Linked DNA regions of Homo sapiens: region 1 is linked to region 2. Evidence: chromatin loops called from intact Hi-C (ENCODE). Cell type or tissue: PC-9. All regions are shown on one strand. Each heading gives the region's core, and the rest is flanking DNA. Links, peaks and the distances in the headings are about the cores only.

The links. A loop is a pair of places that touch in the nucleus more often than their neighbours do. Peaks named below come from ENCODE experiments on the same cell type or tissue, not always from the same donor. Only the 100,000 strongest peaks of a DNase experiment are listed, where the experiment ranks them.
Region 1: a loop joins it to region 2, with 8 times the contacts of the local background. A loop is called at or near these places in 4 of 110 quality-filtered maps.

The regions. Positions count from the first base shown.
Region 1 is chr22:19,621,105-19,637,171 of GRCh38, reverse strand. It overlaps the pseudogene LOC100129254. Among named protein-coding and RNA genes, the nearest start is that of LINC00895, 62 kb to the right of the region's middle. RefSeq lists a cis regulatory region at 9,590-9,670. In PC-9, for the core only: CTCF peaks have their summits at 4,827 and 7,041 (motif pointing right); no DNase peak of the experiment used is centred there.
Region 2 is chr22:19,898,395-19,914,461 of GRCh38, reverse strand. It overlaps TXNRD2 (thioredoxin reductase 2), which reads left to right. Exons shown (of 18, transcript NM_006440.5): 8 at 3,015-3,085; 9 at 15,394-15,413. Among named protein-coding and RNA genes, the nearest start is that of COMT, 35 kb to the left of the region's middle. RefSeq lists enhancers at 6,397-7,596, 11,147-12,083. In PC-9, for the core only: CTCF peaks have their summits at 4,138 and 4,338 (motif pointing right); no DNase peak of the experiment used is centred there.

The sequences.
Region 1 (16,067 bases), core at 3,926-8,925, 280 kb after region 2:
CATGGGCAGCCAAGCCTATACAGCAGACATGAGAAACAGATTTCCTGAGGCCAGATCACAGGTTGTGCAGGGGTGTGGCTAGGCACGGAAGCATGAAGTAGGGCAAGGTGGGAGGGACCCAGAAAGACCTGGGATCATGCTCTTTGGGAATCAGGACCCACAGAGGGCTGCTCGGGGCTGGCCTGAGCAGCGGCTCAGGTGGGAGGACGCTTAGAGACCTGGGGCTGTGGGGTCAGAGGTCACAGAGAGCAGGGACAGGATATAGGAACTGAAGGTGGCCTTGAACTCCCGGGGTAGAGCCTGGATGTGCATGGACAGAGGAACGGGGCCCAGGGCATCCTTCTAAGGCTGATGCTTGAGTCGGTTCGTAGGTGAAAGAGATTTAAGATGCGAGAGATGAGGCAAGGGAGGCCGGTGTTTGTGGGGCGAGGCTCACGGAGAAGGGACTGGCCTGGGTTCTCTTTCACTGGACCCGAAGCTGCCAGAGGGATCCGGTGAAGAAGGGAGGAAGCTTGGTCCTTCACTCTTTCCTGGGCATCTGCCGCATGCCGAACCCTGTTCTAGAGGAAGGGTCCGGAACTGTTTTCTGTGCGGGGCCAGAGAGAATATGTTTCAGACCTTGCAGGAGAAGAGCCAAAACTGGAGATACCATGTAGGTACTTACATCACAAGAGACAAACACATTTCCACACAATTTTTATTGATGAAATTCAAATATAATAAGAGTACAGTTTTTCATAAGATAGGTCTACTAATGAGAAGAATGGAATTGTTTTTAATTAAGTTATTTAAATTGTGGTAGAATACGCATAACATTCACCACTCTGACCATTTCTAAGCATGCAGTTCAGGGGCAATAAGTGCATTCACATTCGGCTCTCACCACACCCACCTCCAGAGCTTTGTCATTGTGTAAAACCGAGACTGTCCCATTAGATGCCAATGCTCCATCCCCACCTCCCCAGCCCCTGGCAACCACCGTTCTGCTTTCTGTCTCTATGGGTTTGACCACACATGGCACCTCATATAAATGGAATCATACGGTATTTGTCTTTTGTGTGATTGGCTTATTTCACTGAGCATAATGACCTCAAGGTTCATCAATATTAGGGCATGTATCAGAATTCCTTTCCTTTTTGAGGCTAAATTTTCCAGTGTATGTATAAACCACACTTCGTTCATCTGTTCTTCTGTTGACTGACACTTAGGTTGCTCCTCCCCAAGCAACCCAGGTTAGGTTGGCTGTTGTGAATGATGCTGCTGTGAACATGGGTGTGCAGGTACCTCCTGGAGACCTTGCTTTTCAAACCTTTCCGGCATACTGACAAATAAAACTGCTGGATCACGTGGTCATTCTAGTTTATTTATTTTTTTGAAACAGGGTCTTGCTGTCACCCAGGCTGGAGTGCAGTGGTACAATCATGGCTCACTGCAAAATTGAACCCCTTGGCTCAAGTGATCCTGTTGCCTCAGCCTCCTGAGTAGCCAGGACCACAGGTGCATATCACCTTGTCTGGCTAATTTTTTTTTTTTCTTTTGTAGAGACAGGGTCTCACTATATTACCCAGGCTGGTCTTGAACTCCTGGCCTCAAGTGATCCTCCCGCCTCAGCCTCCCAAAGTGGTAGGATTACAGGTGTGAGCCACCTTGCCTGGCCCTATTTTTAATTTTTTGAGGAATCCCCATACTGTACCATTTTGCATTCCCATGAACAGTGCACAAGGGTTCTAATTTCCCACTACCTCATCAACACTTGTTATCCTTGGAATTCCTCTTGTGTGCACAGGAGAAACTTTTTGCTTAATCAAGATTCAAAACTAGTGTTCCCTGTCATCAAGTTGAAATGTTCTTCTGTTAGCGCTGGTCTGTAGTGAGATTTTACGTGTTTCTCTTTTCTTTATGCTCAAAGATTTTCTTTCTTTTCAACTTCTATTTCTCTTAGGCCCTTGTCTATTTGCTCCTGTCTTTCTTGTTTAATATTCATCTCTGAAATGATATTTAAATATTCATTACAACCCTTTCCTAATTTCTTGCCATTCATTTTCAATTTTTTAAAAGTTTTAAGTTCAGAGAAATGTATGTATGTTGTCACGTATCTTGTATCAGTTTCTTGTTTAAAGTTTGTTTGGACATGATGATTAGGGCATAGTTTTCATCCATTTTACATTATTCGTCCTATTTTCTTTTTTCTTGTAATACACTTATAATCCTTTGCATAGGATTTGACCTTGAAATTTGCGTCCTTAAACTTAAAGGAGGGTGCCCCTTCTCTGCGGCCTGCCAGCATCTGTTGCGCTCCTCTGCTCGTTCTGCAGTCCGCCGTCTCCTTCTCCTTGCGTCCTCGTTCTCCTCTGCTTGGTGTTATCTTCCCCTCCCCATCCCGCTGCCATGTCCCCCAGTCTCCCCCAGCACTCCCCCCACCACACATGCCAACCCCTCATGGATTCGCCCCGAGGCCGCGGCCTCCCCTCACTAGGTTGTAAATTCCAACATGGGCTTTGGTTTCACTACCTGGGTTCTGGTTGCCCCCTCTATTTTTATAGAGAATTCAGGGGAAATCAAAATCAAAATCAATAACTTCCTCACCCTGCTCACCTTGTCAGAAGTTCCTCTTGCTTTCAAAAGGCTGTGCCCCTCCTCTGGGAAGCCCGGGGCTTAGGTCTTTAGTCTTTGGGATCGGCTGGGCTCCCGGGCCTGCAGCGGAACCTCTTCCCCTTGGTTTCCTGAGCTAGGAATGGTTGTGTGCCCGATGCCACTGCCTGAGGGTGCACGCAGAAAGCGCTGGGCGTTTGGAAGCTGGCAAGGGCCATTAAGTTTTGCTCACCACTGCCATTCAGTCATGATTTATCTACAAATACTGGCTCCTGAAGGACAGAATCCGTGTGTGTTAGTCTGCTGGGGCTGCCATGATGAAGTACCACAGGCTGGGCGCCTTAAACAACAGACACCTACTCCTTGCAGTCCTGGAGGCTGGAAGGGTTGGTCCTTCTCAGGCCTCTCTCCCTGGCTTGTCAATGGCCGTTCTCTCCCTGCGTTCTCACGGGGTCTTTCCTTTTCCTCTGTGCCTGTCTGGGTCCTAATCTCTTCTTCTCCTTCTTTGAGACAGGGTTTTGCTCTGTCATCCAGGCTGCAGCACAGTCGCATGATCGTAGCTCACTGCAGGGCTCAAATGATCCTCCCACCTCTGCCTCCCAAGTAGCTGGGACTACAGGCATAGTCCCAGGCTAATTTTTGAATTTTTTGTAGAGACAGGGTCTTGCTATATTGCCCAGGCTGGTCTTGAATTCCTGGGCTCAAGTGACCCTGCTACCTCAGCCTTCTGAGTAGCTGTGACTACAGATATACAAGACCACACCTGGCTAACTTTTTTTTGGTAGAAATGGGATCTCACTCTGCTGTTCAGGCTAGTCTCAAACTCCTGGGCTCAAGCGATCCTCCCATTTTGGCCTCCCAAAGCACTGGGATTATAGGCCTAATCTCTTCTTCTTATAAGAACACTTGCCATGACTTCTGGTGTGTGTTGCCAAGGTGCGGGCCTGGTGGGCCACAGGGGCAACATTATTGCCATCGTCCTCTCCCTCTGTCCCGGGGGTCGAGATGTCAGGACTCAGCTCTCCAGAGACGGAGGGCTGTCGTAACCTACTTGGGCTACTGGACAATGAGGAGATTCATGGCCCTGTGCAGCACCGTCACCAATTGCCTGGTGCAGCCCAAAGACCACCAATGTAAGGGCAGACCTGTGCCATGGAACACAGCCACTCCTTCCCAAGCCTCATGCTGACCCCAGGTCACTGGAGCCTGGGAGTGGAGGGGGTTCGGGGCCTAGAACCCAGTTAGTCTCAGACCCCGCTTAGGCAGAATCCTGGGGAATCCCTGCCACCATGGCAGATCCACTGCTCTGAAACTGATACGGAAATGCTGAGAAGGGAGAAGCATGGTCCCTTTAAATGATACGGAAGGGGGTAAGGGAAGTGCCAAGGGAAGTGCGGGTATAGGAGGGCGTTTTCTGACCCTGCTACCTCAGCCTTCTCAGTAGCTGTGACTACAGGTACACAACACCACACCTGGTTAATTTTTTTGGTAGAAACAGGATCTTATTGTGTTGTCCAGGCTAGTCTCAAACTCCTGGGCTCAAGTGATCCTCCCACTTTGGCCTCCCAAAGCAAAGACCGTTTCTTACTAAGGCTCCACCCCCACGGACCTAAGTGAGGACAGGCATTTCCTGCCTTACATTTTCCAAGACCGCTCTTGCTGCCACGCCCCATCGGGCGCCTATAAAAACCCAGACCCTAGCAAGGCAGAGACAGGAGCGGCTGGACGTGGAGAGGAGCACACTGGCGGAGGAATCCACAAGTGGCCGGCTGGCGAGAGGAATGCGCCCACAGGCACAGGCATGCCACTGATCGCGGAATGACGTGGAGTTTGGCCGGGAGTCGGAAGAGTGTCTGGGCCACCCAGCTGCCCCACTCCAGGGGAAAACCATCTGTCTTCTGGTTCCCCCATCTGCTGAGAGCTACTTCCACTCAATAAAACCTTGCACCCATTATCCAAGCTCATGTGTGATCCGACTCTTCCGGTACACCAAGGCAAGAACCCGGGATACAGAAAGCCCTCTGTCCACGCGACAAGTAGAGGGTCTAATTGAGCTGGTTAACACAAGCCGCCTATAGACAGCAAAACTAAAAGAACAAACAGTAGCATACGCCAACTGGGGCTTCAGCTGTAAACATTCATCTCTAGACCCTGCTGTGGGGCCTGAGCCCCACAACCTGCCCATCTGTATGCCCCCTCTAGCGGTGGGAGAAGCAGGACACAGAAGAAACGAGCCACACCCCCATCCCACACCCTGCAAGGCGGACAAAGGAACCTTTCCCGTTTCGGAACCACTACACAGGCTTAGGCAGCTGGGCCCGCCAGGAGGTGGTGGCAGTGACAATGGCGCAGCTTCCGGGATTATCCATGTCATGGGCAGCACTTGCTGATTTGAGGATTTGGAGCACCTTTCATGTAATGTTAGTGGACAGTCCAAGGGCAGAACTTCTGAGGCGTAAAAACGTCCACCTTTCTGGTCACATTTAAGTACTTGGCAACACCAGGGGGTGGTTGTTATACCTCCAGTTACTAAAAAACACAGTCTTATTTAGCGTATAAAAGCAATCACAGCCAAAATTGAAGGAAACACCAGAGCCAGTTACAAAGACAGAGGACATCCAGCTCTTTCGACAGCAGGCAAAAGATTAAAAAGCTGAAAAGGTTGATTTTCATTGCCTGGGAGAATTCTGTCACCGGGTCTTTGGACTTCTTAATTCTCACAATTCTTTCCTGGGACCACCTCAAGATGAATGGGAACCACAGCATGATGTCCAGCTTAGATTCTATTACAACAAGTCAGAACAAAACGTGATAGACTCAGCTTAGATTCTATTACAACAAGTCAGAACAAAACGTGATAGACTGGCTGGGTGTGGTGGCTCACACCAGCACTTTGGGAGGCTGAGGTGGGTGGATCACTTGAGGTCAGGAGTTTGAGACCAGCCTGGCCAACATGGTGAAACCCCATCTCTGCTAAAAATACAAAAATTAGCCAGGTGTGGTGGCACATGCCTGTGGTCCCAACTACTCGGAAGGCTGAGTCAGGGAATCACTTGAACCTGGGAGGCAGAGGCTGCAGTGCCCCGAGATCACGCCACTGCACTCCAGCCTGGACAACCAAGCAAGACTCTGTCTCAAAAAAAAAAAAAAAAGAGGTCAGGCGCGGTGACTCACGCCTGTAATCCCAGCACTTTGGGAGGCCGAGGCGGGCGGATCACGAGGTCAGGAGATCAACACCATCTTGGCTAACGCAATGAAACACCGTCTCTACTAAAAATACAAACAATTAGCCGGGCGTGGTGGTGGGCACCTATAGTCCCCTACTGGGAAGGCTAAGGCAGGAGAATGGCGTGAACCCGGGAGGTGGAGCTTGCAGTGAGCCGAGATCATGCCACTGCACTCCAGCCTGGGCAACAGAGCGAGACTCCGTCAAAAAAAAAAAAAAAAAAGGGATGGACTACCATGGGACAGAAATCATGAGTCTCCGTTTGCCGTCACTAGTAAAAGAAGAATTTCTTTTTCTCAGCCCAATGTAGAAATGTACTTCTTCTCTTCATGGGCTGGTGATGGTTGGAACTGCTGGGAACTGCTGGGACATCGAGGGAACACTTGCTTGGGCATTTTTGAACAAAGTTTTGGGCTCACCTGCTGCCCTTTTGTGGAGAATACTTGGAAAATCAAATTTATCAACCTGAGAATTGTTGGAGACAGTTCCCTTGCTCCTGGAATTACTGAAACCAGCTGTTACATTTGAACAAGGTGGTCTAGAGGCCTTTCATAATATAATCACCTTACATGGCACCAACACAGTGCAACATCACGTAAAGTAGGCATTGGTGGTGGAACTGGAGAACAAGCTTTATGTAGTGGAAATGAGGCACCGCTGAACAAACGAGAACTGGGTTTACCTGACCCCCTAAAGCACTGAGCACCGTCAGCCTAAAATATCTATACAGAAACACTTCCAAATACATCAGTAATGTCTAAGTGATTTCAGATGTGAGGATTGACCTATTTTAGTTGAAATAACTTTCTGAACTCTAGACTTAACATATTCTGTGAATACTTACCTATTTTTACCTGAGTCGCAGCAAATGTTCTGAAATGTTCTGAAAGCTTAACACAAATAAATCTCACTTTAGATGTTATAGAAAAAAAGAAGAAGAAGAAGAAGACCCGTCATACGGGATCAGGGCCCACACTAATGACCTCATTTTAATTCATTCAGGTCTTTACAGACCCTGTCTCCAAATACAGCCACATTCTAAGGGAGCAGGGCTTAGGACTTCAACAAGTGAATTTGGGGGAACACAGTACAGCCCATAACAACGTTGTAATTCATTTCATATGCTCGCAGCACCTAACACATAACACACATACACACATATATACCAAAACACGACACCTGTCTGCAAACCGCCCTTCCCCAGTGAGTGTCCTTGAGCAAGCTCGCCCACCCCCCGTCCTCATCTCTCCACTAGAGGGCAGCAAGCACCCATTAAAGAGGGCCCAGGCCTTTGCAAGGCGGCCACACTCAGCCACATTTTTGGTTGTTGCATATCACAAGCTGGAGGTTCTGAATTTTCTCTCTTGTTCCATGCCATGCTAATGCAACTTAAGGTCCCTGCAGGCCCCGCATCATTAACATGGGGTGGGGGCCCCTCTCTTGTCCTCAGTGAGGGGAGAGAACCTGGGGTCCCCAGGGTCCCCGTCTGTGAGTCCGTGGTCTGCACACACACCCTGCTGAACAGGCACTGTGTCTGCAGCTGGATGGGATCAGAGGTGCAGGAGAAATTCTACAAAGATTCAGAGAAGCCAGTGAACTCCAGTAGTCGTTTTACTGATTCCCTGCAATAAGACAGGGGAAGGGGCACCTCTGTTTCCTTTTCTCCTCCCATCCCAAATTTCTGGAGCCTCCAGCCTCCATTCTCCTCTCCAGCCAAGGGCTGTGAGGCGCTGCCTCTCTTTGGATGACTGCTCTGTGTAATGCTCGGAGTGCACTGATCGGTCACATGACAGTCGGGCAATTAGGAGACGCAGGAGAGTCCCCGGCCCCCACTATGATGCTTCTCCCTGCAGAATGCATCTTCTCCTCCCCTCACCACCCTCCTCAGCGGTGCTCTGCCAGGAGGACTACTGGAAACGAGCAGCCCTGGGCTCTCTGCTTCACAGCCAAGGGGGGACGTTGCCGGGTGGGAACCTTCAGCTCCTGTGCGGTGATATTCAATCCTGGTTCCAACAAGGGGCGGGTTTCCACCTTACACCATCAGGGCGCACACTGCTCCCATAAGAAAAGAGATCACCAGGGATTAAAAAATATAGGTAGAAGGAATAAGTTCTAGTATTTGAAAGTAGAGTAGGAAAGTTATAGTTAACGATAATGAATTGTGTATTTCTGGGGTTGTTTTGTTTTGTTTTGAGACGGAGTCTCACTCTGTTGCCCAGGCTGGAGTGCAGTGGCACAATCTCAGCTCACTGCAACCTCCGTCTCCCAGGTTCAAGAGATTCTCCTGCCTTAGCCTCCTGAGTAGCTGGGATTACAGGTGCCTGCCACTGCGCCCAGCTAATTTTTTGTATTTTTTAGTAGAGACGGGGTTTCACCATGTTGGCTAAGCTGGTCTCGAACTCCTGATCTCAGGTGATCCACCTGTCTCAGTCTCCCAAAGTGCTGGGATTACAGGCATGAGCCACCACGCCCGGACTGTATATTTCAAAATAACTAGAATTGGAATGTTCCCAACACAAAGAAAAAACAAATGTTTGAGGAGATGAATAACCCAACGACCCTGATTAGAACATTATAGATTATATACATGTATCAAAATATCATATGTGCCCCAAAATATGCACAATTCTGAAATATCAATAAAAAAGAAAAGAGATCTATTACACAGCAGGGTGACTACAGTCGATAATAATAAGGTGTCGAACATCAACAGACGAATGGGTGAAGCCAATGTGGTACAAATACACCGTGGAGTACTACGAAGCCATGAAAAAAGAGTGAGATCCTATCATTTGCAACAGCATGGATGGAATTGGAGATCATTATGTTAAGTGAAATAAGCCAGGCACAGAAAGACAAATTTTACTCATTTGTGGGAGCTGAAATTAAAATTCCCAAAGACACCTTTCACACGTCTGAAAGCCCCCTTCTAACCACTTCATTCACAGCAGCATCATTCTCAACAGCCAAAAGGAGGGACCCACCCAGTGTCTCTCCACGGATGAGTGGAAAAACAAAATGTGGTGTAAACCTGCCATGGAGTATCATTCCGCCTTTGACAGGAAGGAACTTCTGACACAGGCCACAATATGGATGAAACGACATTCTGCTGAGTAAAACCAACCAGACACAAAAGTTGCATGACTCCAATTATAAGAGTCGTCAAATTCCCAGAGACAGAAAGTAGAATCGTGGTTGCCAGGGGCTGGGAGAAGAAGACATGGGGAGTTTAATGGGCACAGAATTACAGTTTAGGAAGATGAAGACCTTCTGGAAATGGGCAGTGGTGCTGGTTGTACAACAGTGTTAATGTACTTAATACCACAGAACTGTACACTTTAAAATGGTTAGAAAGAATGGTAAATTTTGGCCGGGTGCGGTGGCTCACGCCTGTAATCCCAGCACTTTGGGAGGCCGAGGCGGGCGGATCAATAGGTCAGGAGATCAAGACCATTTTGGCTAACACAATGAAACCCCGTCTCTACTAAAAATACAAAAAATTAGCCAGGCGCGGTGGCGGGCGCCTATAGTCCCCTGCTCGGGAGGCTGACGCAGGAGAATGGCGTGAACACGGGAGGCGGAGCTTGCAGTGAGCCGAGAGAACGCCACTGCAGTCCCGCCTGGGCGAAAGAGCGAGACTCCGTCTGAAAAGAAAAGAAAAGAAAAGGAAGAATGGTAAATTTTATGTTATGTAGTTATGTATATTTTACCATGATTTAAAAAAATGACCACGAAAGTTACCCCTTCCAAATGGCAGCACTCCATCAGGAAGGGAGCTTCGAGGCCCAGGGGCTGGCATCAAACCACCCAGCTTGACAAGGGATTCTGCACCCTGGAAGAAGACACACGGCCGGCAGCAATGGTCCCAGGACTGGCGCACGCCATTGGGGAGCATCACGCCCAGGCGCAAGAGGGACAAGGCCTGGTGCCCTGGAGCCTCCTCAGCTCTGACCAGGCTTCCTTCTCCCAGAGACAGGGTGAAGCTGGCCTGGACACGGCCTGGGGTGCCCTCCATGACAGAGCGTTCACATACTTTCACGCTACAGGTTTGCTCCCGCCCCTGCCCCTTCCCCGTCAAAGTTCCTACAGCTGCCATGGGCTCTGCCGCGACCAAACAGAAGACCCAGCCCATAAGCCCATCTTGCCATCTGGCATCCTGCTCCAACACTGGGGCAAGGCAGAGTCTTGGCAAAGTGAAGCAGAAGACAGGCTTGGGGGATGGAGGAAGTAGACCCCATTTGCAGAGCCTGTGCTTTGCAAATGCTTCTCCCTGATGGCAGCTCTGGACTGTCAATCTGTACCTACATCCCTGTCCTAGGGCTTCCCCAAGGTCCCCATGGGTGGCATTCAGGGCACTCAGGAGCTTGGATGGGAGAAAAAGCATCTTTATTTTCACTAAGGTTTAGCATTTTCTCCATCTCTGAATGTAAGCGACACACATCAGCAGTTCTAAGGGGTCCACAGAGCTCATCAGGCTATGCAAGTCTCCATGGTGCCCCAAAAGGTTAAAGACTGCTATGCCTTAGAGCAGCGGTCCCCAGCCTTTTGGCACCAGGGACTGGTTTTGTGGAACACAATTTTTCCACAGACCGAGGGTGGAGTGGTGGTTTTGTGATGATTCAAGTGCATTACATTTTTATTGTGCACTTTACTTCTGTTATTATTATATTCTCATTATGACATCGTTATTACATTGTAATATATAATGAAATAACTATACAATTCACCATAATGTAGCATCAGTGGGAGCCCTGGGCTTGTTTTCCTGCAACTAGATGGTCCCATCTGGGGGCGATGGGAGACAGTGACAGATCAGCAGGCATTCGATTCTCGTGAGCACACAGCCTGGATCCCCCACATGCACAGTTCACAATAGGGTTTGTGCTCCTATGGGAATATAATGCCGCTGCTGATCTGATGGGAGGCAGAGTTCAGGGGGTAATTCAAGCAGTGAGCAGCTGTTACAGATGAAGCTTCATTTGCTTGCCTGCGCCTTACCTCCTACTGTGTGGCCCATTCCTGTGACCCCAGGGGTTGGGGACCCCTGCTCTAGAGCATTTGCAAGGAAACAGGAGGCTTGGAAAGGAGTGATTTTCCTAAACAGTGGGTCAGGAGATCAGCAGTGTGCACGCTCAGGTCAGTAGGATAGCAGACCCCAGGGAGGATGGGGCTGTAAGCCAAGAGGTACTCCAGGGAGGCAAGGTCCATTCCTGCAAATGCACCCCCCACGCAGGCTGTAGGGTCCAGGAGAGGAGGATGTCCAGGTGGTGGGAATGGGAACAAGCATGATCTTTCATCTGTGTTAAATTGATAGCAAGGGTGACTTTGCTCCATGCCAGCCAGGAGCAGGGGTCACCTGGTAGCAATAAGAACCTCCCTCCAAGACTCTTGGCCCTGGCCCAGGTGGCGGGAGGGAAGGCTGGAGGGCCATGAGACTGGTGGGCAGGGAAGAGGCCTGGCCTCCTCTGTGGCCAGGGCTGTTGGGGAAACACCTTCACCTGGGCAGCCTGAGATGATCACGGCAAGAGCTCCAGCTGCTCTCACCCTGGGCAGGGTCCCTGCACACACTGTATCTTTAGAGGTCCCTTCAGGACCCTGGTTTGCTGCCTCACAGTGTCATCAGAGCCAGGGGAGGACAGGAGAAGTGAGCACACCGTTGCTGGGAGGTGCATCCTGCCAAGCCCAGCCCGTGGCTCTGATGCCCACGGGCTCCAGCATGCAGTCCAGAGTGCAGAGGCTGTGTGCAGCAGGGGTGTGACAGGCCCCTGGGTGGGCTGACGGGAGGCCCCACCCACCCATACACACCTGGGGTGCTCGGGGGTGGGGGGTTGCTGGTAGGGTCCTGGCCTGAAGCCTGCGAGGCCTGGATGTCAGGCCAGGCTCTGGGGGTGGGCCGGGGATGCCTCTGGGCACCTGCTGCCGCCTCCATACACTACTGACTGTCTCATGTGGCCTCTGGCCATTGCCCTGCTGTCTCTGTTCCCGGAAAGTGGTCCCAATTCAGATCCCAAGAGAGGGTTCTTGGATCTCGAGGAAGAAAGAATTAGGGGCGAGTCCATAGAGTAAAGTGAAAGCAAGTTTATTAAGAAAGTGAAGGAATAAAGAATGGCTGCTCCATGGTCAGAGCAGCCCTGAGGGATGCTGGTTGCTTTTTTTTTTGTTTTTTGTTTTTTTTTAATTTGAGACGGAGTCTCGCTCTGTTGCCAGGCTGGAGTGCAGTGGCACGATCTCAGCTCACTGCAACCTCCACCTCCCGGGTTCAAGCAATTCCCCTACCTCAGCCTCCGGAGTAGCTGGGACTACAGGTGCGCACCACCATACCCAACTAATTTTTTCTGCATTTTAGTAGAGTTGGGTTTCACCATGTTGGCCAGGATGGTCTTGATCTCCTGACCTTGTGATCCGCCCGCCTCGGCCTCCCAAAGTGGTGGGATTACAGACGTGAGCCACCATGCCCGGCCTCGGTTGCTTATTTTTATGGTTTCTTCTTGATTATATGCTAAACAAGGGGTGGGTTATTCATGCCTCCCTTTTTTAGACCATACAGAGTAACTTCCTGACATTGCCATGGCATTTGTAAATTGTCAAATTGTTGACAGTTTGAGAGTGTAGCAGTGAGAATGACCAGAGGTCATTCTCATCACCATCTTGGTTTTGATGGCTTTTTAGCCTGCTTCTTTACTGCAACCTGTTTTAATCTGCAAGGTCTTTATGACCTGTATCTTGCAGCAACCTCCTATCTCATCCTGTGACTTAGAATGCCTAACCGGAGGGGCCAGGAGTGGTGGCTCACACCTGTAATCCCAGTACTTTCGGAGGCCACGGTGGGTGGATTACCTGAGGCCAGGAGTTCGAGACCAGCCTGGCCAACATGGCGAAACCCCGTCTCTACTAAAAATACAAAACTTAGCCAGGCGTGGTCATGCACACCTGTAGTCCCAGCTACTCAGGAGGCTAAGGTAGGAGAATTGCTTGAACCTGGGTGGTGGTAGTTGCAGTGAGCCAAGATCACGCCATTACACCCCAGCCTGGGAAACCGAGTGAGACTCCGTCTCAAAAAAAAAAAAAAAAAAAAAAAAAAAGACTGTCTGAGAATGCAGCCCAGTAAGTCTCAGCCTTATTTTACCTAGCCCCTATTCAAGATGGAGTTGCTCTGGTTCAAGTGCCTCTGACATCTCTGACATCTCTACTTTATAGGTAAAGACCTTGAGGGCTGTCTAGTGTTCCTAAGCACAAACAGGCTGTGATGAGCCGGATGTGGTGGCGTGTGCCTGTGGTCCCAGCTACTTGGGAGGCTGAGGTGGGCAATCACTTGAGCCCAGGAGGTCAAGGCTGCAGTGACCTGTGATCATGCCACTGCCCTCCAACCTGAGTGACAGAACAAGATCCCCATCTCTTAAAAAAAAAAAAAAAAGGCCGAGTGTGGTGGCTTACGCCTGTAATCCCAGCACTTTGGGAGGCTGAGGCGGGTGGATCATGAGGTTAAGAGTTTGAGACCATCCTGGCCGACATGGTGAAACCCTGTCTCTCCTAAAAATACAAAAATTAGCCGGGCGTGGTGGCAGGCACCTGTCATCCCAGCTGCTCGGGAGGCTGAGGCAGGAGAACCGCTTGAACCCGCCACTACACTCCAGCTTGGCAACAAAGCGAGACTCCATCTCAAAAAAAAAAAAGGCTGCAATGAACTGTATGCGGAAAATATGTGTGTTAGATGAGCTGCGTTCAGGCAAGAGTTATGGTGTTGCTGGTGGTGAATACATTAAAGAAGCAATAATATATATTAAAGTGTCTTTCAACAGAAACAGACACACAACAAGGTTATGTATGGATTAGTGAATGAAATGTTGCAAACAGAAGCTCTCACAAGCTTGTATTTCCCCTGGAGCAATGGTTCTGTACTTTCTGGTTAAAAGGTTTAAGATGAGACAGTTCTGAGCAATGATTCTAAATGTCTGCCACATCTCAGACAAGAAACACTTCTCCCTGGAGCACCAGAAAGCACTTAGGATAAGAGGCAGACCCATGTCTCTTCCCCAGGGACTCCTTTCTCCTCTGGAGTCCCTGGAGCACTATGCACACACAACACGCTGCGCTGCATCCCCTTCTCCCTTCCTCCAGCCTCCAGAACCCCCGAGTCCAAAGCCTTGGCTTCAGTGGTCTGTGCCCCAGCATGCCAGCTGGGCAGAGACATTTTTCCTCTTCTCTAAGAGTTAGGAGACAACGTCATTTTAACAAAAGCAGGACACCTGACTCCTTTAAGAGGGCTCGCTGACGACCATAACTACTGAAAATAAAGGAACGTTTCCATGTGAAAGATGCTACTTCCAGAGGAATTGCACTTGACCCCTGGCAGGTGGGGCTGCCAGAGCTGTCTCGGGAGGTCTGCGGGGGTGGGGGGCGCACACACACACACACACACACACACACACACACACACACACACACGGGTCAGATGGGGAGGAGCATGGGATGGGGCTGTCAGCAGGAAGGGTGTGCAGGGGGCAAAGGCGTGTTGTAGGGTCTGGGCTCCTCATCACTGGAGGGGCCTGGGCAGCCTTGGACGCCACCACTTCTGCTTCTGGGAGGTTACAGAGGGATTCCAATGCTGAGCCCCCAGAAGTGACTCAACCAGGCATCCGTTTCTCCAGTCATCATCCTCTGCTTTGGAATTAAACTCTCCCAGGCCTTAGTAAGCAAGAAGACAGCCCTGCAGGTGAACTTGAGGGTGAAGGGCAGGGAGGGTGGAGGGGTTGGTCCTGCCCCCTCCAGGTCCTTGAAGGCTCCAGCTGGAAGCTGCTGGGGCAGGGCCGACTCTCCTGGGAATGGGACCCCACCCCACCAGGTCCAGCCCTTCACTCCTTTTCCTTGCCTAAACTTTTTAACGCCTCTGCCTGGACTTCTCTCGGCCCGAAGATTCCCATCCAGTTCACTGCTATTGTGCGCTGAAAAGCATTTCAGTTCCCTATATGACGCTTTGCTACCCCAACCCTGACTTAGCAGCGCCGTAAGCCACTTCGTAATGTCACTTCTGCCTCTGGTTTCCCTGTTTCTGTTATGGGACCCAGCTGCCTCATAAATGCTTCGCCTGTGATCAGACACAGTTGGGGCTGCCAAGGGCTCTCACCCCAGCAGGGCCTCACCAAACCCTGCAGAGAGGACCCCAGGCATCCAAGAAGAGGCTGGGAAATGCCGAGTGCCACCACCCTGCCGACACCCCACGCTGGCTTCAGGGCTGCTCGGTGTGATTGGTGACACGGAAGGGTGGTCATGCAGCCACACACATCCCCATGGGAATCCGCGGCAGAGGAGGGCAGGCGGGGCACGGGTACATGAAACAGCAGCCTTGACCTTGACTGAGATCGTGGTGATTAAAAGGGCAATTGAAACAATGGGGGGAAAGCCAGAACCAGGGGTGCGAGAATAATCTATCAGGACTCTTACCAGAGCCTTCCTGAAGGGAAAAAGAAATCCAGTAAAAACAAACTCTCCTTCATGGTGGCAACAATGAAACAATCTCGCTTCTCTTGCTCTCAATTTTATTGGCCTCCAAAGTTTCTGTGTTTCTAAAGATTAGCCTTCCCTTGGGAAGTTAGTGGGGGGAAAATAAGCAAATATTAGTTTCCCTCTCGAGAAGTCATTCTTTCGAGCCAGTTTCCCCAGGAGCTCTACAGGGCACAGCTTGTGAAACCTCATTCCAGGCCTTCTCAACTCAAGTGGGGGGAAAGGATTAACAAATATCTTTGAATTCCAGCAAGACAAAACAGGAATGGCCTCAAGCCGGGCTTCCTCCTGCAGCCTCTCCAAGGCTCCTTCTGCCTGGCCCAGAGTCACGGAGGAAGAGCGCCCGTCTTCACGGGCTGCCCTGGCGCTGCATCAGATCCGCCAGGTGGGCCGGGGACAAATCCTGATTTTCACTTCTGATTAGTAATTGTGTGCGAGAGATGTTCCCAGCTAAAATAATATACAATAACTTCCCTAGAGAAAATATACACAGTCAATTTTTGGAATCACTTAACACAACCCTTCACCAAGTGAATGTACAATTGGAACAACATAACACGTTTCCCATGTGGAAGAGAAGGGCTGGTACACGTTGACGTCATCGTGGGAGAGACAAATGTGCCGGTTTTATTAACCCCAGGCCACACGTAGGTGAGCAGTGGGCCATTGTTATGCAACCATTCAGTATTATTTTTCCATAAATCAAGGTAACGCCTAATGAAGTCCGAGTCTTTAAATCAAGCAGCCT
Region 2 (16,067 bases), core at 2,133-7,132:
TCCAGGTTCACCTACATTGTAGTGTGTGTCAGTATCATTCCTTTTTATGGCTAGATACTATTCCATTGTATGGATAGACCACACTTTGTTTATCTACTTGCTTGGATAAACACATGTGTTATTTCCACTTTTTAGCTATTATGAATAGTGCCGCTGTGAACATCTGCAAAGAAGTTTTTTGGTGGACTTCAGTTTTCACTTCTCTTGGGTTACACTTAGGAGCAGAACTGCTGGGTCATGTGGTAACTTTATGTTGAATCTTTCAAGGAACGTTTCAAGGAACCTCAGACTGTTTTCCACAATGACTGTGTTTTACATTCCTTCCAGTGGGGTGTAAGGGTCATGGTTTCTTGTTTCTTCACGTATCTTGTAATTTTTTTATTGAAAGCTGAACATTTCAAATAATTTAATGCGATAACTTTGGAAACCAGATTCTCCCTCTGCCCCAGGATTCTGTTGTTACAGCTGCTTATTTGGTGACTTTTCGGAACTGACTTTGTAGACTCTTATTCTTTGATGTATGTGGCCACTGAAGTCTTTACTTGGTTAGCTTAGTGGTCAGCTAAGAACTGCATGGAGATTTCCCTAAACTAAGAACTCTCCCGGTCTTTGCTGAGGGCTCTGTGTGCGTTTGGAGGGGATGCCTTCCACACTCAACAGGCAGCAGACAGCTCTGCCCTAGCCTTCACTTCCTGCTTCTGCAGAGATCAAGGTCAGCTGGAGGTGAGGGTTCAGGGCCTCGTTGGTCCTTCCTGATGTGTGCACAGTGCTGTGCATGCGCCTGGCCTAGGTTCCCAGGAATATGCTGGAACCTTTCAAAGCTCCAGCAGACATCTCATACTTTGGCTTTTCCTTTGAAGCTTTTTGGGCAGTCTGTTGTTGGCTCTAACTGTTACCTATCCCCTCAGGCAGCTGTGAGAAGAAAACCTCAGACAAATGCCCCCAGAGAAAGGCTTTTAGCCCTGGCTGAGCTCCGGTGAAGTTGGATGAAGATGACCCTATAGTTGCTGACTCTGACTCTTCTTTGTGGGGGGGCTTTGAAAGACCCCAGCTGAGTTCTGCTCTCTCTGACACATCACTGTTCAGGGCTGCCGCTGAGGTGGGAGTGGGACCAGAGTGAGTTAAAACACCCTGGAGTTCCCATTCTCACTCAGCTTCAGCTGTTTTTCCTGACTTTAAATGTTCCCTGTGTTGCTGCAAGCCTGTGGTTAATTTCCATAATTCTGAATCTCCCAGTTCTTGCCAGTTTTATCGCTGTTTTTAACAGAGAGGTGAATAACTCCTGGCCCAGTCTTGTGGGTTGTGGGGGCAGAGTTGAGGAAGGGGCCCCGGGGTGAGGGGTTGGGGGGCAGCTGCAGCAGGGAAAGCAAATGGGCTGGGGGTGAGCAGAGAGGTTTGGCTGAGACCAGTCCCCACGGGTCTCCCAGGGAACCGTGTGCCGCCTGCTCCAAGCCTCTAAGTAGGCTGCAGCCAAGCTCTTGAAGACCACGGCTCTCTCGGCCTGGAGGCCACACCACCTCTGACTTAGACCCAGGGGCAGTCCGGTGGAGGCAGAGCAAGGGGAGGTTCTGCCACTTCTTGGATGTGACCCCAGCCTCCACTTCGTCCTGTGCTTACTGTGGAAACAGGGAAAGGAGCGGCCCCGAGGAGCACAAGCACCCCCAGTCCTTAGAGGCCGTGGGACTTGTCTGGCCGCCAGGCAGCCACAGCAGCCTCTAGAGGGGGCAGGTTGCTTATGCACAGAGGTGGGGCTCAGGGCTGCGTGACTTTGTAGGATGACACTGTGCAGTTGTTCAAGGCAGCTGCTGCAGACAGGGTCCCAGTGATCCCCTCTCCTGGCAGCTGGGCTCATGGTGGTTCTGCTTAAAGAAGGCCACAGCCAGCTTCCAGCAGCCCAGCGGTCATTGGGTTTCTCTGAGGCCCCAGGCAGAGCTGCACGTGCATCCGCACCAGGGAGCACTGCACAGGGGCCCTGGCCTGGCCCGGCCCTGCTCTGCACCTCACGGGCAGCTGCTGACGGCTCTTTGGGCTCACAGGGGATCCAGCAGGCGCTCCTGGTCCTTAGGAGGCAGGCAGCTCAGGGCTGCTTCGCTCTCCCTGCCACGCCCTCCCAGGGTGTCTGCCAAGGCTTGCTTGCGTTTTAGTCCCTTTGATTGCCAGACCTTTCGGTTTTCCTTGAGTAAACCTGAGAAATTCCTGACTTTATTTTTTTTTGCCAGTTGGAAGCATAAACTGTTTGAGATCCGCTTCCTCCACCAGCACATCTTGTTCTCATGGCCGCTAAGGGGACGTTCACCCTGGGCCTCCCACCTGCTTGGCCGCCCCTCTTCAGGTGACCTGTATGATTTCTGGGCTCAGAGCCCACCCGGGCCAGCCCTCGAGAGTGTGAAGTCCGTCCTGGCTTCAGCCAGGTGCCCTCAGAGCTGCCCCTCAGTCCCTGCCCACCTCAGCCTGTGGCACTTACCCCCTGTGCCTCCTCTCCTCTGGCTGGCCTTGTAGGCCACCCCTGCCGCGCAGACACACCTGAGCTCTGCTGGCCCTGATTTGCTGACCTGTTCTCTCCCCACTTCCTCTCTCTGAGTTTGGATCCCCCAGAACCCAGGTGTTGCTCCCTGGGGCTGCATGCCCCTGTCTGTTTGATGTGTCTGTCCAGAACCCGGGCAGACTTGAGGGGTCCCAGCTGTCTGCCTGTATGGCCCCTGCAGTTGCTGTACCCACCTCAGGCCCTGTATCCTGCTCTGAACCAGGGTCAAGGGGAGGGTCCTGGGGAACAGAGGGGAAAGGTACCCTGCGAGGGCACCGGGACCTGGAGTGCAGCAGCTTAGATGCAGACAGGCCACCTGCAGCCCCAAAGAGGCCACAGCCTGCAGACAAGGACTGGCAGCAGGGAAGCCCTGTGCATGTGTGCCCTGGGAAAGCTCTGCTTGATTCTGCAAAGCTGGCATCCTCTTTAAGGAAGCCCTAGGACAGGCCAAATGGAGCTCTTGTCCAAGGGGTCATTTCTGTCTTGACAGATCGAAGGTGCCTTGGAATATGGAATCACAAGTGATGACATCTTCTGGCTGAAGGAATCCCCTGGAAAAACGTAAGGCCTGCGCGTGCTTGGTGGGGTCCTCTTTTTGTTCACCAGAGTGAGCACTGGACCCTTAGAGCCTGTGCTGGTGCTGGGCTCCTGGGGCTTTCTTTCCGGTTTACCCAAAAGAAGGAAAAAAGGCCTGTTATTTGTGGCCAGGTGTGGTGGCTCATGCTTGTTAGCCTAGCACTTTGGGAGACTGAGCGGGAGGATTGCTTGAGGCCAGGAGTTCGAGATCAGCATCAGCCTGGGCAATATAGTGAGACCTCTACTCTACAAAAATCTGTTTTGGTTTTTTTTTTGGCTTTTTTTTTTAGGTGAATTCTCACTCTGTCCCCCAAACTGAATTGCAATGGCCCAATCTTGGCTCACTGCAATCCCTGCCTCCCAGGTTCAAGTGATTCTCCTGCTTCAGCCTCCAAAGTAGCTGAAATTACAGGCGCCCACCACCACATCTGGCTAATTTTTGTATTTTTAGTAGAAATGGGGTTTCACCATCTTGGTCAGGCTGGTCTTGAACTCCTGACCTCAGGTGATCCGCCCACCTCGTCCTCCTAAAGTGCTGGGATTACAAGCGTGAGCCACCACACCCAGCCTACAAAAATCTGAAAATATTAACCGAGCATAGTACTGTGCACCTGTAGTCCCAGCTACTTGGGAGGCTTTAGGTGGGAGGATTGCTTGAGCCCAGGAGGTTGAGGCTGCAGTGAGCTGTGATTGCACCACTGCGCTCAGCCTGGGAGAGTGAGACCTTGTCTCAAAACTAAACAATAAACCTGTGACTTGTGCCCCTCTGCAGGGCTGTTGATTTACTCTGTCCTGTGGCTGCCTTGGAGGTAATAACAATAACAGGACTGCCATATAAATGGAGTCAGCTGTTTGTTATCTAGGTCAGTGGTTGTCAAATGGGGTTCCCAGGAGCCCTGGGGTTCCAGTGGGTCCCCTCAAGGACATCAGGGAGAACATTAAGGAGGGGAGAGCCAGCAATCCCTATCCCAGCCCTCATCTAACACCCTCACTGTCTTCTGATTTGTACATTGGGTTTCCCTGAAATCTAGCAAAGACTCCAAAGGCCTCAGAAACAACATCTTGATTGTGGAAGGGAGGCTAGCAGCGTGCAAGTGGCTCTCACTCCCCATGGGAGCAGGTGCAGAGTCACTAAGTGCATTCCGATGCCCACAGAGTGGGCCATCCCGAGGTCCCAGGTCCAGGCAGCTCCTGCCTGTGGGGTGTGGAGACTTCATGTTGGCAGGGAGCAGAGAGACCACCAGAGGGCGGCAGAGGCTTGGTCAATAGCAGTCTCGAGCCTTCCCCAGGAGAAAATATCAGTGGAAAAGGGTCCCACTTCTGTGTGTGCCCGAATGTGCATGGTGTGCGTGCAGATGTGTGTGGTGTGTGTGTGTGAATGGTGTGTGTGGTGTGTGTGTGAGTGGTGTGTGTGTGTGGTGTGTGAGTGGTGTGTGTGTGTGAAGGGTGTGGGTGTGTGGTGTGTGTGTGTGTGAGTGGTGTGTGTGAGTGGTGTGTGTGTGGTGTGTGTGTGAAGGGTGTGGGTGTGTGTGGTGTGTGGTGTGTGTGTGAGTGGTGTGTGTGAGTGGTGTGTGTGTGGTGTGTGTGGTGTGTGTGTGTGAAGGGTGTGGGTGTGTGTGGTGTGTGTGTGAGTGGTGTGTGTGCGTGGTGTGTGTGGTGTGTGTGAGCAGTGTGTGTGAGTAGTGTGTGTGAGTGGTGTGTGTGTGAATGGTGTGTGTATGTGAGTGGTGTGTGAGTGGTGTGTGTGGTGTGTGTGTGTGAGTGGTGTGTGTGGTGTGTGTGTGTGGTGTGTGTATGTGAGTAGTGTGTGAGTGGTTATGTGTGTGTGTGGTGTGTGTGTGTGAGTGGTGTGTGTGTGTGTGAGTGGTGTGTCACATGCTCTGCTTGTCATTGTTTCACACTTCACGGGGCATCTTTGTGTGGGGTCAGGACTGGATTCCCTTGAATGGATGTGGTATAGTTCCTTTGACCTTTCTCTTGTTAATGAGCATCTCAGTAGTTTCTCTTCTTCATCATTATCAATGCTGCAGTGAAAACCTTGGAGGTGCATCTGTTTACCATCAGAAGTGCTTCTGACACATTTTCCCAATTATTCATTGTGATAAAACAGACATAGTATAAAATTTACCACTTTAACCTTTTTTTTTTTTTTTTTTGAAACAGAGTCTCACTCTGTTGCCCAGGCTGGAGTGCAGTGGTGCGATCTCGGCTCACTGCAACCTCTGCCTCCCGGGTTCAAGCGATTCTCCTGTCTCAGCCCTCTGAGTAGCCGGGACTACAGGTGTCTGCCACCACACCCCGCTAATTTTTTGTGTTTTTAGTGGAGATGGGGTTTCACCATGTTGGCCAGGCTGGTCTCAAACTCCTGACCTCAGGTGATCCACCTGCCTTGGCCTTCCAAAGTGCTGGGATTACAGGGGTGAGCCACCACGCCCAGCCCACGTTAACCATTTTTAAGTATACAGTTCAATGGTATTAAATGTATTAATAATGTCGTGAAACCATCACCACTATCCATGTCTGGAACTCTTTTCATCCATGTTGTATCTGCATTTCCTTCTTTTTAAGACTGAGTAATATTCCATTGTACAGGCACACCACATTTTGTTTATCCATTCATCTGTCAGTGGACACCCAAGTTGCCTCTGCTTCTTGGCTGTTGTGAGCAGTGCTGCCGTGAACATAGGTGTGCAAATACCTCTTGAAGACCTTTCAGTTCTTTTGGATGCAAACCCAGAAGTGGGATTGCTGGATCTTATGGTCTTGAGGAACCTCCATCCTGTTCCCAACAGCGCCCACACCATCTTACATTCTCACCAGCAGTTCAGGAGGACTCTGGGCTCCCCACATCCTCGCCAGTGCATGTTGTTTTCTGTTTTTCTTTCTTTAATTTTTATTTTTTCCTTTAAACTGTTTTCTTGATGTTTTCTGTTTTTTTGACAGTGGCCATCCTAGTGGCTGTGAGGTGGTCTTATACGCTTTACAAGGGGAGCTGCCCTTCCGTCTTAACACTTTGTGCTGACAGGCCAATTCCATGTGTACTCTGCCTGCTTCCCTGTCCTTGGTAACTCAGGCATCAGCTTTTTGATAAGACACAAAACAGAAAGGAGCCTCTCCTCCCATACCCCTGGCCTGGGCAGTGGTCACTGCTACCCATGGCGCCCACACTCTCCTGAGAGCAGTCACTGCTACCCACGGCGCCCACACTCTCCTGAGAGCGGTCACTGCTACCCACGGTGCACCCACACTCTCCTGAGAGCAGTCACTGCTACCCACGGCGCCCACACTCTCCTGAGAGCGGTCACTGCTACCCACGGCGCCCACACTCTCCTGAGAACGGTCACTGCTCCCCACGGCGCCCACACTCTCCTGAGAGCTGTCACTGCTACCCACGGCGCCCACACTCTCCTGAGAGCTGTCACTGCTACCCATGGTGTGCCCACACTCTCCTGAGAGCGGTCACTGCTACCCACGGCGCCCACACTCTCCTGAGAGCGGTCACTGCTACCCATGGCGCCCACACTCTCCTGAGAGCGGTCACTGCTACCCACGGTGCCCACACTCTCCTGAGAGCGGTCACTGCTACCCACGGCGCCCACACTCTCCTGAGAGCGGTCGCTGCTACCCATGGTGCGCCCACACTCTCCTGAGAGCGGTCACTGCTACCCACGGCGCCCACACTCTCCTGAGAGCGGTCACTGCTACTCATGGTGCGCCCACACTCTCCTGAGAGCGGTCACTGCTATCCACGGCGCCCACACTCCTGAGAGCGGTCACTGCTACCCACGGCGCCCACACTCTCCTGAGAGCGGTCACTGCTACCCACGGCGCCCACACTCTCCTGAGAGCGGTCACTGCTACCCACGGTGCACCCACACTCTCCTGAGAGCGGTCACTGCTACTCACAGCGCCCACACTCTCCTGAGAGCGGTCACTGCTACTTACGGTGCGCCCACACTCTCCTGAGAGCGGTCACTGCTACCCACGGTGCCCACACTCTCCTGAGAGCGGTCACTGCTACTTACGGTGCCCACACTCTCCTGAGAGCGGTCACTGCTATCCACGGCGCCCACACCCTCCTGAGAGCGGTCACTGCTACCCACGGCGCCCACACTCTCCTGAGAGCGGTCACTGCTACTCACGGCGCCCACACTCTCCTGAGAGCGGTCACTGCTACTCATGGTGCGCCCACACTCTCCTGAGAGCGGTCAGTGCTACCCATGGTGCCCACACTCTCCTGAGAGCCGTCACTGCTACCCATGGCGCCCACACTCTCCTGAGAGCCGTCACTGCTATCCACGGCGCCCACACTCTCCTGAGAGCGGTCACTGCTACTTACGGTGCGCCCACACTCTCCTGAGAGCGGTCACTGCTACCCACGGTGCCCACACTCTCCTGAGAGCGGTCACTGCTACTTACGGTGCCCACACTCTCCTGAGAGCCGTCACTGCTATCCACGGCGCCCACACCCTCCTGAGAGCGGTCACTGCTACCCACGGCGCCCACACTCTCCTGAGAGTGGTCACTGCTACCCACGGCGCCCACACTCTCCTGAGACTGTGCTGAGCTTGTGCTGGTTTCCATCGACTGCCTGCTGCCTTCCATTGGACCCACTGATCGTGGTTTGTCTTTGGACTTGGTGATAGTATTTCATGCAGAAATTTTAAGTTTTTCTGTTGTCACACCAATCACTTTTTCCTGTTATGCCATAATTTCTGGGTTATCTGTTTTTTTATCTTTGAGACAGGGTCTTGCTCTGTCGCCCAGGCTGGAGTGCAGTGGTGCGATCATGGCTCGCTGCAGCCTTGATCTCCTGGATTCAAGCAATTCTCCTGCCTCAGCCTCCTGAGTAGCTGGGATTACAGGCGCTCGCCACCACGCCCAGCTAATGATTATTTTTTTTAGGGCAAGGACTCGCTATGTGGCCCAGGCTAGTCTTGAACTCCTGGGCTCAAGTGATCACCCTGGCCCCTCAAAGTGCTGGGATTACAGGTGTGAGCTACGGCACCCAGACTGTTTTTTTAATCTTTGACTATCTGCTGAGTTACACATGATCTGACTCTGTTTGCATTTGCTGTGATCAGTGGTCTTTTCACACATTTACCTGAAAAGCCTCGTGTCACAGCCTCATTTGAGATGAGCGTGTCTGTGAGCATGCCCATGTGTGCTGCACAAATCGCCAGCATGGTCCTTGTCCACTTTCACGTCTGGCTTTTCTCTTCTCTTATCTCTTCTTACCCTCCAGCTGGTTTGTGTATTAGGGATGTGATCCTCTGTCGCTTGTGGTGCAGATTTTCTCAGCTTCTAGTGTCTTTTAACTTGTGTGATGTACAAATGGTTTAAGTTTTTTTTAATGTAACTTAAATCTTTTACACTTAGTGGCTTTTTGATTTATTGCATGTTCAGAAAGGCCTGCCCCACCCCCAAGATTTTTTTTTTTTTTTTTTAAGCCCTGTATTTTCCTTATGGGCGTCCACAAGTCGGATTTTCTTTTACTTCCTTGGGCTGGCTGCACTTCTTCTGCGGTGTGGTGGAGATGGGTTGCCCGGGCCCCAGTGCCCATCTCGAGGCACTGTTCTCACTCGGCGTCCTGAGTTCTGCCTGTGCCTCTGGTTGTCTTTCACGTAGGCTTCTCTGGGTGGAGTCTGGATGCCCCTCCAGCCCCTGCAGGATGCTTTGTCTGCTGGACCTTCAGGGAAATGGCCTTGGATGTCTGGCAGCCCCAGGATGTCTGCTGGGCCCCTCGATGTACTGGGGTCTTCGGTGACGGTCACTGCAGCCCAGCACTTTCACCACCCTCGTTGTGCCTGTTCCCCTCAGAGGCTGCCCGCTTGGGCCTGGGGAGGGGGCCCGGTGCTCTGGGTGCCCTGGCCTTGCTGTCTCCCTAGCAAGGTGGCTGGGGCTTGGGGAGCGCTCCTCTGCAACCCTGTGCTGGGGGCAGCTGGCTCGGCCGGGAAGACACAGCTCCAGATATTTTGTTCAGAAAAGAAACTGCAGTGTTTATTTTCTTCAGAAAAAAAACATTTAGAAGATTTTTTTTAAAGCTCTTTCGTTTAGAAGGAATCTAGGTATGTTATTGTTTAAGAAAAAAAGTGTTTGCAATGTATCAGTCACCCGTTTCATTCTGAGCATGATTTATGTGAGGAAATGGTTTTTTTAAAAATTAAGCTGGAGATATATCCCTGTACGATGCTTCTGTGAAAATGCGGCTTTTGTCCGGCGCTGTTAATGCAAGTTGTAACAGTGTAATATGGGAGTCAGTGTTTACATGTTACATTCCTCTGCTGCAGTCAAAATAAGCCCGGAGGGTCTACAGTAGCATTTCTGTATTTTATCAGCTTGGGCTGGGGCTGAGGGGAGGCCTCCACTCACACTTGGAGGGGCTGTTTCTGCCAGATTTATTTGCCTTATAAATATTCCCCATGTTTATTTTAACTCGCCTTTAAAATGGAGCTGAAATTAATATGGACCCCGGGGCTGCTCCCCTGGCCCCTGAGTGCCTCCCGTAGTCGGGTGGGACATTTCTACCTGGTCCCATCCTGGAGGCCAGGTGCGCAACTCACGGTGCCTGGCATCACAGTGCCCCTCCTGCAGTGGGCACTCTGTCCCCTGGTTGGCTCCTCCACCAAGGAGGCTCCCTGTCCCCCTGGCCCCAGGCCCTCGGTGGGCTCTGCGGCGTGCACGAGGCCTCCCTCGTCCCTCTCTACTACAGGCACAGGCTGCCACCAGGAACTCCTTTCAGCGCACGTCTGTGTGGGGCCCACTGCCGGGAGCTCCAGATCTGGCGAGTGGTGCCCACAGTGGGGCCTGGGACCCAGCCTGCAAGGTCGTACCATGCCACTTTTGCCCCAGAGAGGCCACTCAGGCATCACAGTGCACCTCGGGCCCCAAGTTGGGAGCCCCCTTCCTCCTTTGTTTGCATCCAGGTCTTAGGGAGCCCAGGGCTGGACAGATGGCAGAGGCAGGGGGATCGTGTCCAAGCTCAGTCAAGGGGAGACAGAATTAAACAGTGCACTTCACTAAACAGCCATATGCTGGCAAAATGGGGCCATACCTGTTGACCAGAGTGGGCTGAGCACCTGGTTTGTAACCTAGGAGGGTGAGGAAGACGTGCAGAAAACTCAGAAAACTCCTGAAAAAGCAGTGTGAGCTTGTGGGTGGGTGAGCAGGACCCTTGAGTGCACTGGGGTGGGGCGGGGGACGTTCTGGCTGCCCCACTCCCATAGCCACGCCCTGGCGCAAGGGACTGTCCTCCCAGTCTTGGTGGGGACCCTGGGAAGGACTCCAGGTCGGCTCCTGCTCCGCCTCTGCCATGCAGATGCCCGCCTTGTGCCAGCCCGTTTGCCTTTTCTGCTGTGTTGTGTCTTTCCTTCTCTGGAACTGCAAGACAGGTTGAAGAAGAGAGGAGGTTTCTGGGGAGGTACAGTGACCCTGGGCAGGCAGTGGAGCCCCTCTGGGAACAATGGCCACTGCAGGGAGGCAGGGGTGCGGAGGGGCACGTGACCCCAAATGACTAGGCTCAGAGGGGGCATGCAGCCTTGCAAACCAAACCTTCCATTCCACAGAGCAAGCCCCCGGCAGGTGGAGGAATGTGGAAGGCGAGGATGGTGAGCCCACACCGGGGAGCTCCTTTACAGAGGCAGGCACTGGGGGTCGGGATCCAAGTGCAGCCAAGAGGAGCCCGAGGCCCAGAGGGGCCTGGCAATTAAGGGGGGCCAAGGAGCTGAGCTCCAACTCCAGTCCCACAGCCGCACAATCTTCCTGCCACTTCCTGACCTGGAGGGCTGCCTCCACCGGGAAGCCTCCGCACCCGGCAGGGACTTGGGCCCCGCCAGTGTGCCTTGTCTCTGCCTCTTGCACACCCACGGCCCTGGGCTTCGTCTTCTCCCTCAGTGCCAGGTTTTGGAGCTCAGGTGCCCTAACCCCAATATAGGGAATTGTGGTCCCTCTATTCTAGTCCTCCCTCTTGCTGTGTCTGTAGGTCCGCTTTCTGCAAAGCAGGGCTCTGAGCTGGCAACACTGGGATGGGGCCGAGGGCGTGAATGAGACCGCAGCCTCCTCTCAGGTCCGATAACGGAGGTACTGCTTCCCGGAAACAACCAGGGTCTGCCTGTTCCTGCTGCCAGCTCTGTAGCCCCTGCCCAGGTCCCCGTGGGGGTTTACAGAGCATGGGGCCAGCCTCTCCTGCAGCTGCCAGGCTGGCTCAGGGGCTGACCAGCCCACACACTGGGCCCTGGGGGAGGGGCTGCAGCCAGCCAGGCCTGTCCACCCTCTGAGGCTGCTCCACCAGCCTGCTGCTGTCTGTCCTCGCACTCCTGGGGCTCCAAGAGGCAGAGTGTTTTTATAACTTGGGCTGGTTTAAGGCTGCCTGTCAGTGTGTCATGGAAAGAGCTTTTATTTGACCCTTAGGAAGTCCGGAAGCCAGCCAGGTACTGCGATCATTTTTCTCTCTTCCTAAGCACAAGAGGGAAGAAGATAAATTTTATCTTGGGAAGAACCACAGCCATTTGGGAGAAAATTTAATTTAAGTGGCACATTCCGCTGGTGTGATGGGATGTCCTTGTGTTCAGCAATAGGGAGACCAGCTGTCCTCCTGGGGCTTGTTACCAGACTGCAAAGCCCCCGCCACCTCTCTGTGTGCGTCCCTGTGGCTAAGACATGACAAGGTAGGGCTTTCAGTGGCATTTGTTACAGGGCCAGCACACAGAGGCTCCGGCCCAGCATCTGCCCCTGAGGGGTTGGGTGGGGCGGCGGGGTTCCAGCCAAGCCGGGGAAGGAGGCCTTCGTAGCACCCCCAGCCCTGTGCTGCCTCCCTGGGGCATCTGCAGCTTGGCGGCCCATCTGGTATTTCCTGGGCTGGCAGGACCTCCAAGGGGCCAGGTGCCTCCCATGAGACTCACTTTGTGTGAGTATTCCCTCTGGAGAGCAGGCCTTCAAGCTCAAGAGGCAGATGGATTGCTCTTTAAGCCTAGGCTTCGTGGGCCTGAATTAATGCTTTTGTTTCTGCTTCCTCCCCCCATTCCAATTTTGAACAAGAAAGCCTGCCCTGTGATTAGGCTCATCCTGCAGTAGTTATTATGCCTCTTTGGAAAATGTTTGCACACCAAAAAGCACAGAGAGCTGAGCTGCTGGGATCACATGGAAAACTGATTTTTATTTGTTTTGTTTTGTTTGTTTTAGAGACAGGGTCTCACTCTGTTTCCCGGGCTGGAGTGCAGCTTACTGCAGCCTCAAACTCCTAGGCTCAAGTGATCCTCCTTCCTCAGCCTCCCGAGTAGCCGGGACTACAGGTGCATACCACCATGCCCCAGTAATTTTTTTAGTTTGTAGAGATGGGGACAAGCTGTATTGCTCAGGCTGGTCTTGAACTCCCGGGCTCAAGCAGTCTGTCCACCTTGGCCTCCCAGAGTGCTGGGATTGCACACATGACCCACCGCACCCAACCTCTGGGTCTTTTAATGCAGCGGTAAGTTGAGTGGTTCCAGCCCCCTACCCCCAGGTCCTGTGAGCTGGTCCCCTGACTTCTGTGGCCAGCACCTCTGACTTCCTGTGGCCAGTCATGGCTTGAGTTGGTTGCTGCACCACGTTCCTGTCTGTCCCTACCCCTGCTGGGCCGTGAATGGCCTGAAGAAGGTGTCTGTAGGTCCCTGTCTTTGGGTACTCTCTATCCCTGTGATCTGGAGGCTTTGGTGTCTGTCTTATTTTGCTCGGGCATTTTTTTACTTTAGCTGGTCTGAACGGAGTTCTCTGTTGGAATTCTCGTATCCTGCATTCTTCAAAGGGTAAACATTCACATAATTTGATCAATGCGGGGAGGCGTACAGTGAAAACCAATGCTGTCAATAATCCTTGCTCATGACAACAAGAAGAGGCCCAAAATGACCCTCCACACGAGCGAGACGTGAGCTTTTGTTGAGAGATTTCAGCCGAACACATAGGGTCAAGGATGCCCACTCGGGAATATGCCCACTGCACCCACCTCCTCCTAGCTGTACCCTCAGTTGCTGATTCAGAGCTGGCAGCTGAGGGATGGGGGCACCTGTGACTTTGAAGGTGGCCCTTGAGGCGGGAGCTTCTCCTGTGCCCCGTGGGTGCCAGGACAGGAGGCCCGGGCACTGGGGGACTCCGAGGGAGGGCCTGGAGAGTCACCTGCCCCCGCTCCAATCCAGGCCTGGTGGGTCAGCATCGTGTAGGAGGTGGGGATGTACACGTCGGTGGCAGAGACAGCAAACATTTGTGGCAAAATCAGGAGGGTGTGTTGCTGTATCCCTAGCAATGAGCTAGGAGGCCCGGAGAGCAGCCTGGCCCCCATCCTGCAGCTGCAGGGCCCATTCCTGGAGAAGGGTTGGCCTTCAGGGCCAGGAAGGCCCTGACGTGCAGGGGCCCAGCTGCCCACAGAGGGGATGCATTGGCCTCACTCTGCCAGTGCCTGCACAGCCCAGCAGGAAGCATCTAGCCCATGCACAGCCACCTCTGGGAGCAGGGGGCAAAGGGCACCACACAATGGGCTCTCGCCCAGTTACACCCTTGCATTTAGGGCAGGATATGCAAAGCAGCAGAGTTCTGTTTATATTTGCAGTAACTCATAACTTCATATCTTTTTTTTTTTTTTGTGATGGAGTCTTGCTCTGTTGCCCAGGCTGGAGTGCAGTGACACGATCTTGGCTCACTGCAAGCTCCACCTCCTGGGTTTACACCATTCTCCTGTCTCGGCCTCCCCAGCAGCTGGGACTACAGGCGCACATCGCCATGCTCAGCTAATTTTTTGTATTTTTAGTAGAGATGGGGTTTCACCATGTTAGCCAGGATGGTCTCGATCTCCTGACCTCGTGATCTGCCTGCTTCGGCCTCCCAAAGTGCTGGGATTACAGGCGTGAGCCACCGCACCTGGCCATAACTTCATATCTTAAACAAAAGCTTGTACCTTTCACTGCATATAGCAAGTCCAAAAAGAGTTTGGTTTCGCCATTTTGGAAGTGCACTTCCGTGTAGAGATGTGTATGTGGTGCCTATGTGTGTGTGCATGTGTGGAAGTGCGTGCATACCGTGGTGCCTGTTTCCCAAGTGTTGCCGGCCCTGAGCGGGGCTGGGAATGCATCTCTGCAATCCTGCTTGGCTGGGGGTCCCAGGGTCCCCCTTCGCTGTCCTCACATGCTGAGTGAGGCATGTAACCACCTTGTGCTCAGCCGGCCAACAGAGCTCTGTCTGCTCACCCTAATCCTGACAGTGGTGCGGTTCTGTCCCCAGCCACAGTGAGGAAGCTGCATGCCAGATGCTTCCCGCAGGGCACCTGCAGAATGATTCCAAGGGATACACCGTGTTTTGAAATGGAATTATATCATTAGTACCTGCTGGGATTAGCAATGACATTGGGCTTATCCGTCCTTACATCACCTCCTCTTGTTCAAAGACTGAAGGGTAATGTGGGAGCCCACCCACGTGCAGCTGCCCCGCTGGGAGTTCTTGTTCGTGTTAGGTTCTGTGCCCGTTTGCATGTGTGTGCATGCATGTGTCTACATGAGTGTGTGCATATGTATATATGAATGAATGTACCCATGCGAGTATGTGCGTGTGTGTGTACATTTGTGCCCGTGTAAGAGTATGTGCATGCAGGTGTGTGGCATGTGTGCACATACAAGTGTGCGTGAGTACATGTGCATGCAAAACACATGTGGAGTGTGGGGTTGAACAATAGAGGGTTTTCACTACAAGAGCAAATATTTCCAATGACTGCTGGTCGCAGTGTCCTGTGCTGCCTCCCTTGTCCCTGGGGTCCTTCAGTCCCCTCTCTGGGGAGCTGGCCCTCCTGGCCCTGCGCCTAGCTGTGATAGGGTTGGATGTGCCTCTGGCACATGGAAGGGCCCAGCCTTCTGTGGTCTTGAGAGTGCTTTGCTCAGATGATGTCTTCCCTTGCGGTCTGGTGGCCTCCCCATCCTGCCAAGCATCTCCCAGCTTCCACCCTAGCCCAGGAGGCCCCGGGGGGAGAGAAGGAAAGCCATGTGCTGCTCTGGTGGATGTTTCTCCATGCCTCCGGGTGCCTTCCAGGGGACAGGTACCACTTGTCACTGACACACACGCCCTTCACCACCAGGCGATTTGCTGATTCACAACATGCTTGACAGTGTAGCCTTGGAAAGTGGGCTTTGTCCCCTGGGGCAAGCTGTTTGAACAGTAACCTTGGAGCCCACGAGCTGACCAAGGGCCTGGGCAAAGGCTGCGGGGTTCTGCTCTGACTGCACTTGGTCAATAAGGGCCTCAGCTTTACATGTGCTCTCTCTCTGTTTCTCTAACAGGTTGGTGGTCGGGGCCAGCTGTATCCTTTGCAAGCGTGCAGGTGGCCGTCCTGGGAACTGGACACTCCTTCCCTTGAGTCCCTCCCTGCCACCCGCCCTTCCGGCAGGCTCTTTGCTGCCTCAGATCGGCACTTACTGGGCCTCTCGGCGTGGAGGATCTACTGTGCCTGGGGACAGTTTGAGGCTGACCTCTGGCCAGGGATTCCTGGAGGCTCTTCCTGAGCTGGGACAGCTGGACATGGCCATGAGGCAGCTGGGCTGTCCTCCCTCAAGAGCAGCCCCAGCCTGGACCCATTGCTTCAGAAGGGACAATTAGACAGGGAGGGTCAGGAGAGGAGCTGCAGGAGGGCCTGGGGTCAAGGGGACATCTGAGGGAGATGAAAGTCCCTGGCCGGGCGCGGTGGCTCATGCCTGTAGTCCCAGCTACTTGGGAGGCTGAGGCAGGGGAACCGCTTGAACCTGGGAGGCAGACGTTGCTGTGAGCTGAGATCATGCCACTGCACTCCAGCCTAGGCAACAGAATGAGACTCCATCTCAAAAAAAAAAAAAAAAAAAAAAGCCCCAAGCCGCTGGCTGAGAGCACAGGTGGAAGAAAGCAGCTGCCTGGCATCTCCCGTGGCTGAGGTCCTCCCTGAACCAGCCACTCCTCTCCATCCCAACTGGAATCCACCAGG